Linked DNA regions of Homo sapiens: all the other regions are linked to region 2. The links are chromatin contacts, found by Hi-C in ENCODE. All regions are on one chromosome and are shown on one strand. Each heading gives the region's core, a stretch centred on a gene start or an enhancer-like site at or near the end of the contact. The rest is flanking DNA. Distances are from core to core; before and after follow the strand shown. Region 1 holds the start of RTL5 (retrotransposon Gag like 5). Region 2 holds the start of SNX12 (sorting nexin 12). Region 3 holds the start of PJA1 (praja ring finger ubiquitin ligase 1).

Region 1 (3,257 bases), core at 2-2,501, 1.1 Mb after region 2:
CTGTTGACCATAAGAGCTCTTTGCGGAAGAATTCCGACAGGCCTTTGAGGAATTGGTTTTGGAGGCGGCAGTCATCCCAAGACAAGAATTGGGCCAGGAACTGAAAAGCATCTGCATAGCTGCCGAGGGTACAGTGGCCCTGCTTGAGCTTGCGAATGGCCTTTTTAGCCACACGTGGGGGGATGGGGCCACAGAATTCCTTACGGATTTCATCCAGGAAGCGCGGGAAGTTGGCATGCAAGGGGCTTCCTTCCTGGGTGACCGAGATGGCCCAGTCCTTGGCTTCGCCAGTGAAAAAGGAGATCAGAAAGGCCACCCGCTCGGCGCCCCCGGGGAAATGAACCTCATGGTCGGCTATGAAGGTCTCTAGCTGCATCAGGAATTCAGCCAGGTAGACTGGGTCTCCTGAAAAGGGCTCTATCTCAGGCCGCTCCAGCGGTGCCAGAGGGGGTTGCGGGGGCGGTTCCTTTGACGCGGGCGGAGGCAGCGCCGGCGGGGGCGGGATGGGCAGCAGAGGGGGGTCAGCGGGCCCGTCGGGGGTGCTGCGATCCTGGATCACGTTAATCAAAAGATCATCCGAGATACAGTCGGGCTCCGCGCGTGGGGGAGGCCGGCACAAGAAGGGCAGTTCTCCCCCGGGAATGACTTCGATCTCACTGAGCGCGAACTCCAAGTTCTCCTCCGCAAGGACGGGCACTATGGGTACTGGCCAGCGGATGTAGCTGGAGACATTGCCCCGCAAGGAATTAACCTCGGCCAGGGCTCTCCCGAGCTGGAGGCCCAAATTGGCATTCTCCCCGCGAAGGGCATTTAATTCTTCGCGCAGGGCCACATTCGCCATGCGGAGGCTGTTGAGATTTCCTGACGCCTCAGACATCTCGACAAGCCCAGGGGCCCTGGGGCTCCGTGGTGGGGAAAGGGGAACTGGAACTACGGGCGGCCGGAGGAGGCCGAAATGCGGCGGCGGGGCTCGGGAGGGACCGAAGTGCGGCAGCGGGGCACGGGCCAGGCCGGGCCACACCCACCGGGGCGAGCTCGGAGGGCGGCGCTCTGGGCGGAGGGCCCGGCGGCTCGGCCCAGGGCGCGTTACCTCGTCGCCGGGGCCGGAGAGGGCGGGCGGAGGCACGGGGCCCGGAGGCGCCAGGCGGAGGATGCGGGCGACACGGTGGCGGCGGCGACCGCGCGACCGGGCGGGCGGGCGGGCAGGGGCGAGCGGAGCGGGAGGGAGCGGACTGCGGCAGGATCTGTCGAGGAAAAATCTTGCGGCCGGCGATTCCCCGCCTTTTAAGCGCAGCCTCGCACTCCCCCCACCCCACGCAGGGGCGGGCCTTGGGGAACCGCGGGCGCCCACTGGCCGCCGCGCGCCGCTCCCCTCCAGCTCGCCTGCGCCTCTCACTGACTCTCTCCTTCCCTAGCTGCAGCTAACTCGGGTCGGGAAAATGCGACAGCGACTGCCCACTCGAGGTCGTCATGGCGACAGCCAGTGAACGTGTTCCTCTCCTCGGGCAGGCCCCCGAGTGTAGAGGAGCTGCTTCGGGAGGCGCAGCTCAATCTCCAGAGCCTGTTGCAAGGTACCGAGAGGGAGGGGGGCTGCGGCCGGAGCCCAGAAGCGAGATGCGCAGCGGCAGGAGGGAGGCAAAGAAGAAAGAGGACAGGGACCAGCAAGATAAAGACAGAGAGTTTAAAAACAATCGACAAAGCAGTTTCCAGCTTTCACCTTTCAGCCTAATGATTCTGAAAGAGGCTATTTCCAGGGCTGTTTCCCCCCATCCCCAGCCCCTTTTTTCAGCTCAGTAGCCCATGGGGAAACAAGGACAGAGACTGAGGCAGGGCCATAAGTTATGCCATTCACCGAGAGCTGGGTGGGAGACTCCCACAATGTGGGCCTACATTCCCTCCAGCCCCCCTCTTGCCACATCGCCCATGCCTTTGGGATCCTGGCACCAGAAGACAAAGGGGGCATCTGCAGGATCTCCCACTCTGGGCTTCACTCACTCTGCTCTTGCAATAACCCCTGGATAGCTACTGCCTCACCAAAGTAAGCCCAATACACAGCACCCAGAGGTCACCTATTTTGTCCCCCCTAACCAAGCCTGAGCTTCTCGATGTAAAGAATCACATCTTGCTACCCTTAGGTTTCCAGAAGCACCTGGCACAAGGCTGGATTCCCTCCCCACCTGCCAAGAGGTGCTCAGTGGATGTTGAGCATGAAAAGAGGTCTTGTCAGCACTCCTTTATCTATACTAATAAAGGTTAACTCTAATGGCGAATAGAAAACTGCTGATGGGCCACCAACAGGATGACAGCCATAACCCCCACCCCCTACCAGGGCAGTGGTGACCTTGGAAAAGCAAGATGCCAAGGGACACCATGAGCCTTGTGTTCAGATAACAAAGGACTTGCCACACAGAAAAAGAGTCGATGTGCTCTGTGTTGCTACCATGGCAGAATTAGGACCAGTGGGTGGAAACCCAGAAGGAGGCACATTCCACCTCCAGATAAGGAAGAACTTTCTGACACACCTGACAGCCCCAACTGTCCGTGGAAGAAATGAGCTGCCTTGGGAGGGAGGGAGCTCCCCTTCCCTGCAGGTGTGTGCGCTGAGGCTGAAGAAACACCTAGAAGGGCTGCTGAGGAGGGAGTCTGGGCACAGAATGAGGCGTTGGACCAAAGAACCCCAAGAGCAACCCCAAATCTCTGTGATTCTGAGTCTTTGTTCAGTGTACATACAGCATGAATGTCCCTTCTCTACTCTCACTTTCTTCATGTATTCTCATCAAATTCATCACTTCAATCAACCCTATTCAAATCTTGTGCATCCTTACTCACTGATGATGCCGCTGAACTTCTGCCTCTTTTATGCTGTTACCTCCTCCTTCCCTCTCCTTCACCTTAGCCCTCCTAGACCTGACATCACTTACAGCGGGACTAAGGTGCAGGGAACACGGCCCACAAAGGCTCAAGTAAAAGTTCTTGACATCCAAGAAAGAACTCCAGATTGGACTTCCTGGTGTAAATCTCTTCTTGCTTCACACAGGTCATTTCCTTGGTAGGGTCGCAGAAAACCTTAAGAGCTGCAGGGCTTCAAAGAGAGGAACTTGCAGTCCAAAGTAGCAAAAGGTGTCTGCATTCTGAGCCTCTTTTCGTAACTGAGCACTCAAGGTGGGGATCATTGAGATAAGGGCTTGGTCCCCAAACCACCACAGCATGAATTTATTGACTTTCTCTTCTCCTCGATCCTCATGGTCCTGGGAAGC
Region 2 (3,834 bases), core at 754-3,253:
TCTAATCCCAGCCCTTTGGGAGGCCGAGGCAGGAGGATCACTTGCGGTCAGCAGTTCAAGACCAGCCTGGCCAACATGGCGAAACCCCGTCTCTATTAAAAATACAAAAATTAGCCAGGCATGGTGGCATGTGCCTGTAATCCCAGCTACTCGGGAGGATGAGGCAGGAGAATTGCTTGAACCCAGGAGGCGGAGGTTGCAGCGAGCCGAGATTGCACCATTGCACGGCAGCCTGGGCAATAGAACGAGACTCCATCTCTTAAAAAAAAAAAAAAAAAAAAAAGAATACCCTGAGTAAAGAGCGATTTCATTCAGAATCCCTAAGACTCTTGGGTAATGCATTGAATGTCTCCAAAACCCCACAGCAGACAGCCCTTATGCTGTACTAGTCATGCCCAAGCTCCCTCAGGTAACTAAGTTCTCCAGCACTGACAATTTCCTGCTTTTATCATATTCTGAAGGACCTAAATTCCATTCTCCCCCAAAGACATGATTTCACATAGTTCTTATATAGACAAGTGTTTCTCATGTTTTGCTATTCACTTTTCTTTCTTCAGTTTGGACTTTGCCAAACTTGGAATCTGGAAATCATAATTTCTCAATAAGATTTCAAAGCCCAAGTAGGAGACCACAATTTCTCATTCAATTCACTCCTTCAACAATGAAAGCACATACACTCTTTTAGTTCTTCAATGCTGTTTGAGCAGGATGCTGTCCACAGAGAATATTCTGGCCTTTTAGTCTGAGAAGAAAACATAAGGAAAACTAGAAAATGATTCTCAAACTGTTTTGCCTATAACCACTTCAAGTGGGCAAAAGATCCTGCAAACCAAGTACTCTATCTGCACATTCCATCCTTGCATTATGGGCTAAGCACTAGAGAGTAAAGTCCTCTATCATGCATGCTGGAAGAAGCCACTCCTGGGCAATTCTGAAATGTCATGTATTAAAGTAACTACAGACCAGGGTCAGAATCCAAAAGGGTAATCTAGGACAGAAAGGGCAAAAAGCCATTCATATACAAAGTACCTAAACGAGAGTCAATAAATACTGAAATAAACATTCTGGATACTTCAAATCTAAAGGATCCACATAGAATGAAAGCAGTGACTGACAAGGCACCAATCCCAGGGCCAGGCCAGGTTTCAAGGCGAGACAGCACGTAGTATCTGCGAAAACTTAAGCATAAAACATTTCTCTCCTTCAGATGCTGATCCGACACAAGTTAGGAAAGCGCTCGGTCTCAAGGAGACTCCCTTTCTTATTTCTGCTCCCACAAGCCTACTGTCTGCCTTTTCTGGAATCTACCTTCCCTTTAATTCAAGGCTTTGCTTTACTCCATTATCCCAGGGAGACCTCATTAGAAAGCAGCCGGCCTTCCTGCCCTCCCTCTTCAGACTTCTCACAACCTAGTTTAGTTATGGAGCTCAGCGATATATCGCCTTGGCTTTCCATCCCCCAGCCCTCTTCCATCCTCCCTCCCTTCCTTCAGTCGCTACAGCCGTGATTCCTATCTCCTTGAATTCCTCACTCTAATCTTTTTCCATCCACCCCACCCTATCCAGCCATGCTTCACTTCCTCATGGGTAGCTTTCCTGCATCCCCGTCCGATGTCTCCCTCAGGAGTTTTCTGCATCCTCCGGCCACAACTGAATCGGCAGACCTCGTTCCAAGCCTATTATACCCCTAACCCCCAAATGACCCCTAAGGCGTCTTCCCCGCCGTTAGTTGCCCCCGCGGTAGCCTCCCTCCCCCCTCCCGCTCGCGCCGCCCGGTCCTCCCTCAGCTGTCTCCCTCACCCCGTGACTCACCCGCATGCGAACCTCATAGGTGGTGAAGCGCGCGCGTCCCACGCCCACCGTCTGAGGATTAAAGATGTCGATCTCCAGGAAGTTACTTGGCGGCCCGTAAGCGTCGGTCAGGTCCTGCGGCTTCGAGTTAAGGCGCCGGGTATCAGCTACTGCCGTGTCCGACATCTTTCCGAAGGAGAGCCTGGGACCGGGGAAAGGGGGTGGGGGACAGAGGCCTGAGGCAGGAGCGCGCACGGCCCCTCCCGCTTGCAAAATAACTAGCCAACCCACAGGCGGCGGCGGCGCGCACGCGCGCCCACGCACGCACGCGCACGCCGCACGGGCCTGGGCCCCGGGCTCTGAATAGCGGCCGTGCTGACTGCTGCGCGCCCTGTAGAGTGGAGGCCATATTCAGGCTTCCGGGTGATGTTTGTGGCCACCCGGGAACCTGCATCCCCAATACGCAGTACCCAATACCCTGCCTAGCAGCACAGGCTGGCTCCGCCAATCGCGGCTCCTCAACCCAAGAAATTGTCTCGTACCGTGTATCAATCAACAGTGGGCACTGCCCCGTGAGCCAGGCTCCTACAGTGATAGGCCGAAGCCCAGTGACCTGAATAAGTCCTGGTTTTCCGCGAAAATAGAAGGGTGGTCTATGGAGGGTGGGGTTCCAACAATAGTACTGAGAACCTATAACGTAGCCGTCCCACCTGTGCCACTGATGGTTTCAGTTCACGCCACACACAATGGCGCACTCAGCACTACGTATGGCGCCAGGAAAGCAGCAAGCAACTAGGATGGGGTAAAGAAAGACATTTCTCTCTTACTTTTCAGGAAAATTGGGCATATCTTACTCCTTGTTGCCACACTCCAGGTGTACTCAATCTTACATTTATCAGCAAATTGAGGGTACTTATTTCATACCTTCTATTTCTACTCCGCAGAACTCCATACTTGGCACTGCTCTGAGGTTGCTTGCAACCCATAATGGAGATAGAATAAATGTTTACATGAGAATATCTATAGAAATATTAATATTTATATGACTAATTTACATATGCTCCACATTAAAGGGTAGACTGGGTGATGATTTCAGGTCATCCTTTCTCCACCTTTCCCCTGCCCTCCTCTACTCAAAAAATATTTCCCATATCACTGATGCCTGAAATTCTTTCAACAGAGTATGAGGCCCTACAATTTCACAATTGCTGTTTAATTCAATTTAACCAATATCCACTAAGCAAATACGTGCCAAGCACCATGCTAAACACTAAAATCCTGGAGTTAAATAAGAGTCCCTGCCCTCAAGGAGTTAACATTCTAGCAAGGGAGACAAGTAAACAAAACTAATATAATGCGACAAATACAAAATAAGTAAATGTTCAAAGCAGCACATAGGAAATGTATAACTGGAAAAATTAGGGGAGGTTCCCCTGGAGGAGGAAACATCTGAGTTTAACAGACATGAAAAGACATAAAGGACAAATAGGAGTGGAAATAGGGAAAGGTAATTTCTGGAATAAGAAACAGCATATGCAGGCCGGGCGCGGTGGCTCACACCTGTAATCCCAGCACTTTGGGAGGCCGAGGCAGGCAGATCACTTGAGGTCAAGAGTTCGAGATCAGCCTGGCCAACATGGTGAAACCCTGTCTCTATTAAAAATACAAAAATTAGCTGGGCATGGTGGCACACGCCTGTAATCCCAGCTACTCAGGAGGCTGAGGCAGGAGAATCGCTTGAACCCGGGAGGCAGAGGTTGCAGTGAGCTGAGATCATGCCACTGCACTCCATCCTGGGCAACAGAGCAAGACTCCATCAAAAAAAGAAAGAAAGAAAAGGAAAAGAAAAGAGAGAGAGAGAGAGAGCGAAAGAAAGAAAGAATACACAAAGTCCTTGCGATAAGAAACAGTGGAGCATTTTTAGGCATTTATCGCCAATTCAGACTGTGTGATGGAAGTGTTTAGAAAGGTAGACTGGCTAGGGATGGGCAGACAAAGGATGATCCGCTTATATTAAGTAAAGGATCTCTGACTTCATGATAGG
Region 3 (3,756 bases), core at 550-3,049, 1.9 Mb before region 2:
TTTTTCTGAGTGCTGCAGACATACAGGAGAAATGCAAATTGGAATAGAGTGGAAAATACAGATCGCCGTGTGTGCACGAGTGCCTATGTGTCTGTCTATCAAGAGGAGAGGGACAGGTGGAAGGGGACCAGTAATCCTGCAACAGAGGGATGTTTACGTTTGTAGGGGGAAAGGGTATGAGTGTTAGAATGAGACCCATTCTGGATGTGGGTATGAAAATGACAGGCATGGGTGGGGTGGCTTTGGAGGAGAGGGGTGCGTGTATGTATGAGGAAAGGGAAGGTGTTTGTGTGTGTAGCTGTATGTGAGGCAGCTGAAACTACAGAAGGATGCCCATGTTTATGCGTATGTCACAGGCAGAGGAGTGTATGGTTGGCAATGGAGAGGAGTGTCTGAGAGTTTGTGTGTGTGTATGTTAGTCAAAATGGGAGGCAACAATGGAGAAATGTCAGTGTGAGCAAATGCAGCAGGCACAAATGGAAGCGGGGGTGGGGGGTGCGCAGCACTGGAGAGGGATGTGCTTGAGGTGGATGGAACAGAGGCAGGCAATCAAAGAATGATGCCTGCCTGTGTGGATATGGCAAGCAGGGAGGCAGGTTGTGTCCCCGTAGAAGGATTTATGTGAGTGCGAGTGTGTGCACCTCAGGGACCAGCAAAAGAGAGCTGTGTCTGACACACGTGGCAGACAGAGCAATAGAGGAGAGCATTTGAGAAGGGGGTATGAATGAGCACATGTGGCTACATATGTATGTCACTGGCCAGCGATAGAAGGATGTCCTTATGTGTGTATATGACAGGAAGGAAGAAGGAGGGCAGCCGGAGGGGGTGTGTGAATAGGCATGTGTTCGCGAGAGCACGCAGAGGCCGAGCAGGGAGGGGGCCGGTGCTAGAGGTGTGTATGTGGTAGGCGGATAGAGGAGGGGGAAGGCATGGGAGGGTGTGAGGGTGTGAGGGTGTGTGAGAGGGTGTGTGCTGCGTGTGCCTGCGCATGCGCGGGGGAGGGGAAGCACTGGAACCTTGAGGATGGAGGGGCAAGGAGGGGGCTGCAATGGAAGGCTTCTGTGCGGGGGCGCGTGCTCGCGACACACGGGGGGTGGGGGGTAGGGGGGACGCAATGTCATAAAAAGAGGTGGGAAAAGGCCATCAGCTCAAACGGGAGACCCCAACCGATGTGGCAGGGGAGAGGGAAAATGAAAGAAAAGGGCGTGCGTGGGTCTAGTTTTCCCTGAGAATAATTATTTTTTCCTTCCAATTTTTTCCCTGGGAACAGTATTTTTACCTAAAAATCTTAACCATTTACCATTTGGCAAAACAACAGCAAAATATGGGAAGAAAGGCCACGGAGTGCTCCGCAAAGGGGCCGAGGAGGGAAGAAGGAAGGAGAGGGGAGGAGAGGCAGGGAGAAGTGGGAGAGGGCCGCGACCACCACTGCCCTCCCAATAGCGATGAAAGCCACTCGAGTGGGGACCGCGCCACACCAAAGGGGTTCCGGCAGCGGAAGATGTGGCCCCAGAACAGGCCGATGGAGGACATGGGCCTCACTCTGCAGTCAGGTCCCGCGTCCGCCCCACCCCTTCCCGAGGGGCGAACCTGAAAAGCAGTTCCCAGGAACCCCCCAAAATCCTCGCCCCCGTGCCCGGCCACTCGCCCCGCGCCCGGCCACTCGCGCCACCGCCAGCGCCCGGATGAATCGAGGAAACAATCAGCCTTTCACTCACCAAGTCCAGAAAGCCACACGCTTTTCAGAGAAGCAGAGCTCTCGGATCTCCGACCGCCACGACCGCCAGAGCCGCTGCTCCCGGTCCCGAGCTCCTCCCCCGCCAGACAGCAGCGGGGCGGGCGGCGACTGCGGCGGCGGAAGTGATTGTGAAGTCAGCTGGAGCCCGCCTCCTTGATGTGGCGGGGGCGGCAGCTGCTCTCCACAAATCAGGGTGGGCCCGAAAGCATTATTTCATCTTAAATGATGAAATCGTCAAGGATACAGAAAAGGACAGCGAAAAATGTCACAAACACCCAGCTTTAACTAATGTTAAACATTTAGCTATATTGCCTTCTGGTTTTTTAATAAATAAAATAAAATCTGCAAATTCTTTCTGATTAAGTCCAATGTGAGAGTAATTACGTTACTACATCACATCCTATGTTACGTGTTATGGTTGTACCGAAAGTATTAAAACTGTGAAACCATATTTAGGGTTGCAGTAAGCTTAAATTTTTTTTAACCTGATGGTTAAAGCAAATTGAAGCTGTTTATGTTGAATTTGTTGCTGCTAATCACAAAACCAAGCTTCTCTGTCCAAGAGATCATAGGACACAACACAGGTTCATATTCTGTTATTGCATTGCAGTTAAAAATATTGTAGTTACGCCTTTTGGATTTATACCATTTTACTGAATTCTGAAGTCTTTAAATTGCGCTTTATAATGGAACTCTAGTATTTACAGCCAATGTAAACATTTCCCATGTTCACAACAGTAGCAAAGTTTTGTTCTTACTGGAAACAAAATGCATAATAGAACAAAAATCTTAGGGGTAACAACATAATAGAAATAAAATGTATAACTTTCAAACCATTAAAGTAATAATATGTGGAACAAAGAGAAAAACTCATTCTTAACAAAGGTCAAGAAATGTTGCTGGGGGGGTACAAAAAAAAGGATGCAAAAAGAAAACAAAAATGCAGGAATCCAAATATATCAGCATGCATTATGGGTTAACATCTCCTAATAAAAACCAAACTCTTATTTTGAGCATTTTGTTTTTAAAAGCTAAGTTATATTCTATTTATGTGAGTTTCACCTAAAGCAGAAATAGGAATAAAAAATATATGAGAGTAAAATACTAGCAGAAAAAAGGGAGAGAGGGAATGAGGGAAGGAAAGAAGCAAAAAAAAAAAAAAGGAAGGAAAGGAAGGAGGAAACAAACTCGTAACAATATCAATATCCTAAACATCGAGAACTCAAAGTAAAAAGAACTAAAGAGAACAAAACAGGTTGCTTTATTCACTGAGAAAGATATGACAAGCTGGTGGTGTGTGCCTGTAGTCCCAACTACTTAGGAGGCTGAAGCAGGAGGATTGTGTGAGCCCAGGAGGTTGAGGCTGAAGTGAGTGAAGATCACGCCACTGCACTCCAGCCTGGACAACCAAGCAAGATGCCATCTCAAAATGATGATGATAATAATAACAATAATAGAACTTCATTGGTGAGAAATCTGAAACTATCAAATTTTTTAATGGAGATACATTTTCATCTAGCAATTCTACTTCTAGTCAATTGCTCTATTGTGTGTTCTATTGAGACACACAAATGGAGAAAGATATGTGAATAGGAGTGTAGCAAGATAATGCAAACAACTTTAATTCTCCTCAACAAATAAATTGTTTAAATTTATTTAAACATGTTGCATGGTGGCTCATGTACAGACATGGTGGTTGACACCTGTAATCGCAGCACTTTGGGAGACCAAGGCAGGAGGATTGCTTGAGCCCAGGAGTTGAGACCAGCCTGGACAATATGGTGAAACCCCATCTCTACAAAAAAAACGTAAAAATTTCCCTGGCGCAATGGTACGTGCCTGTAGTCCCAGCTACTTGGGAGGCTGAGGTGGGAGAATCACTTGAGCCCAGGAGGTTGAGGCTGCAGTGAGCCAAGATTGCGCCACTGTGATCCAGCCTGGGCAATAGTCAGACCCTGTCTCAAAAAAAAAAAAAAAAAAAAGAAAGAAAGAAAGAAGGCAAGTATATATGTATATAT

What was found. A loop is a pair of places that touch in the nucleus more often than their neighbours do. Pooled maps may share reads with other maps.
Region 1: a pooled map shows a loop between it and region 2 (5-fold over the local background). The contact joins the promoter of RTL5 here to the promoter of SNX12 in region 2. A Hi-C loop is called at or near these places in 5 of 50 pooled maps.
Region 3: a loop to region 2 is called in a pooled map, with 9 times the contacts of the local background. The contact joins the promoter of PJA1 here to the promoter of SNX12 in region 2. A Hi-C loop is called at or near these places in 4 of 50 pooled maps.

Annotation. Positions count from the first base shown.
Region 1 is chrX:72,130,664-72,133,920 of GRCh38, forward strand. RTL5 (retrotransposon Gag like 5) reads right to left here and starts at 1,252. Exons shown (of 1, transcript NM_001405151.1): 1 at 1-1,252. The coding sequence starts at 877. NHSL2 (NHS like 2) reads left to right here. Exons shown (of 8, transcript NM_001013627.3): 2 at 1,416-1,571. RefSeq lists silencers at 1,043-1,112, 1,273-1,332.
Region 2 is chrX:71,066,331-71,070,164 of GRCh38, forward strand. It overlaps SNX12 (sorting nexin 12), which reads right to left and starts at 2,004. Exons shown (of 4, transcript NM_013346.4): 1 at 1,812-2,004. The coding sequence starts at 1,976. RefSeq lists silencers at 1,967-2,160, 2,000-2,219.
Region 3 is chrX:69,163,654-69,167,409 of GRCh38, forward strand. PJA1 (praja ring finger ubiquitin ligase 1) reads right to left here and starts at 1,800. Exons shown (of 2, transcript NM_001032396.4): 1 at 1,719-1,800.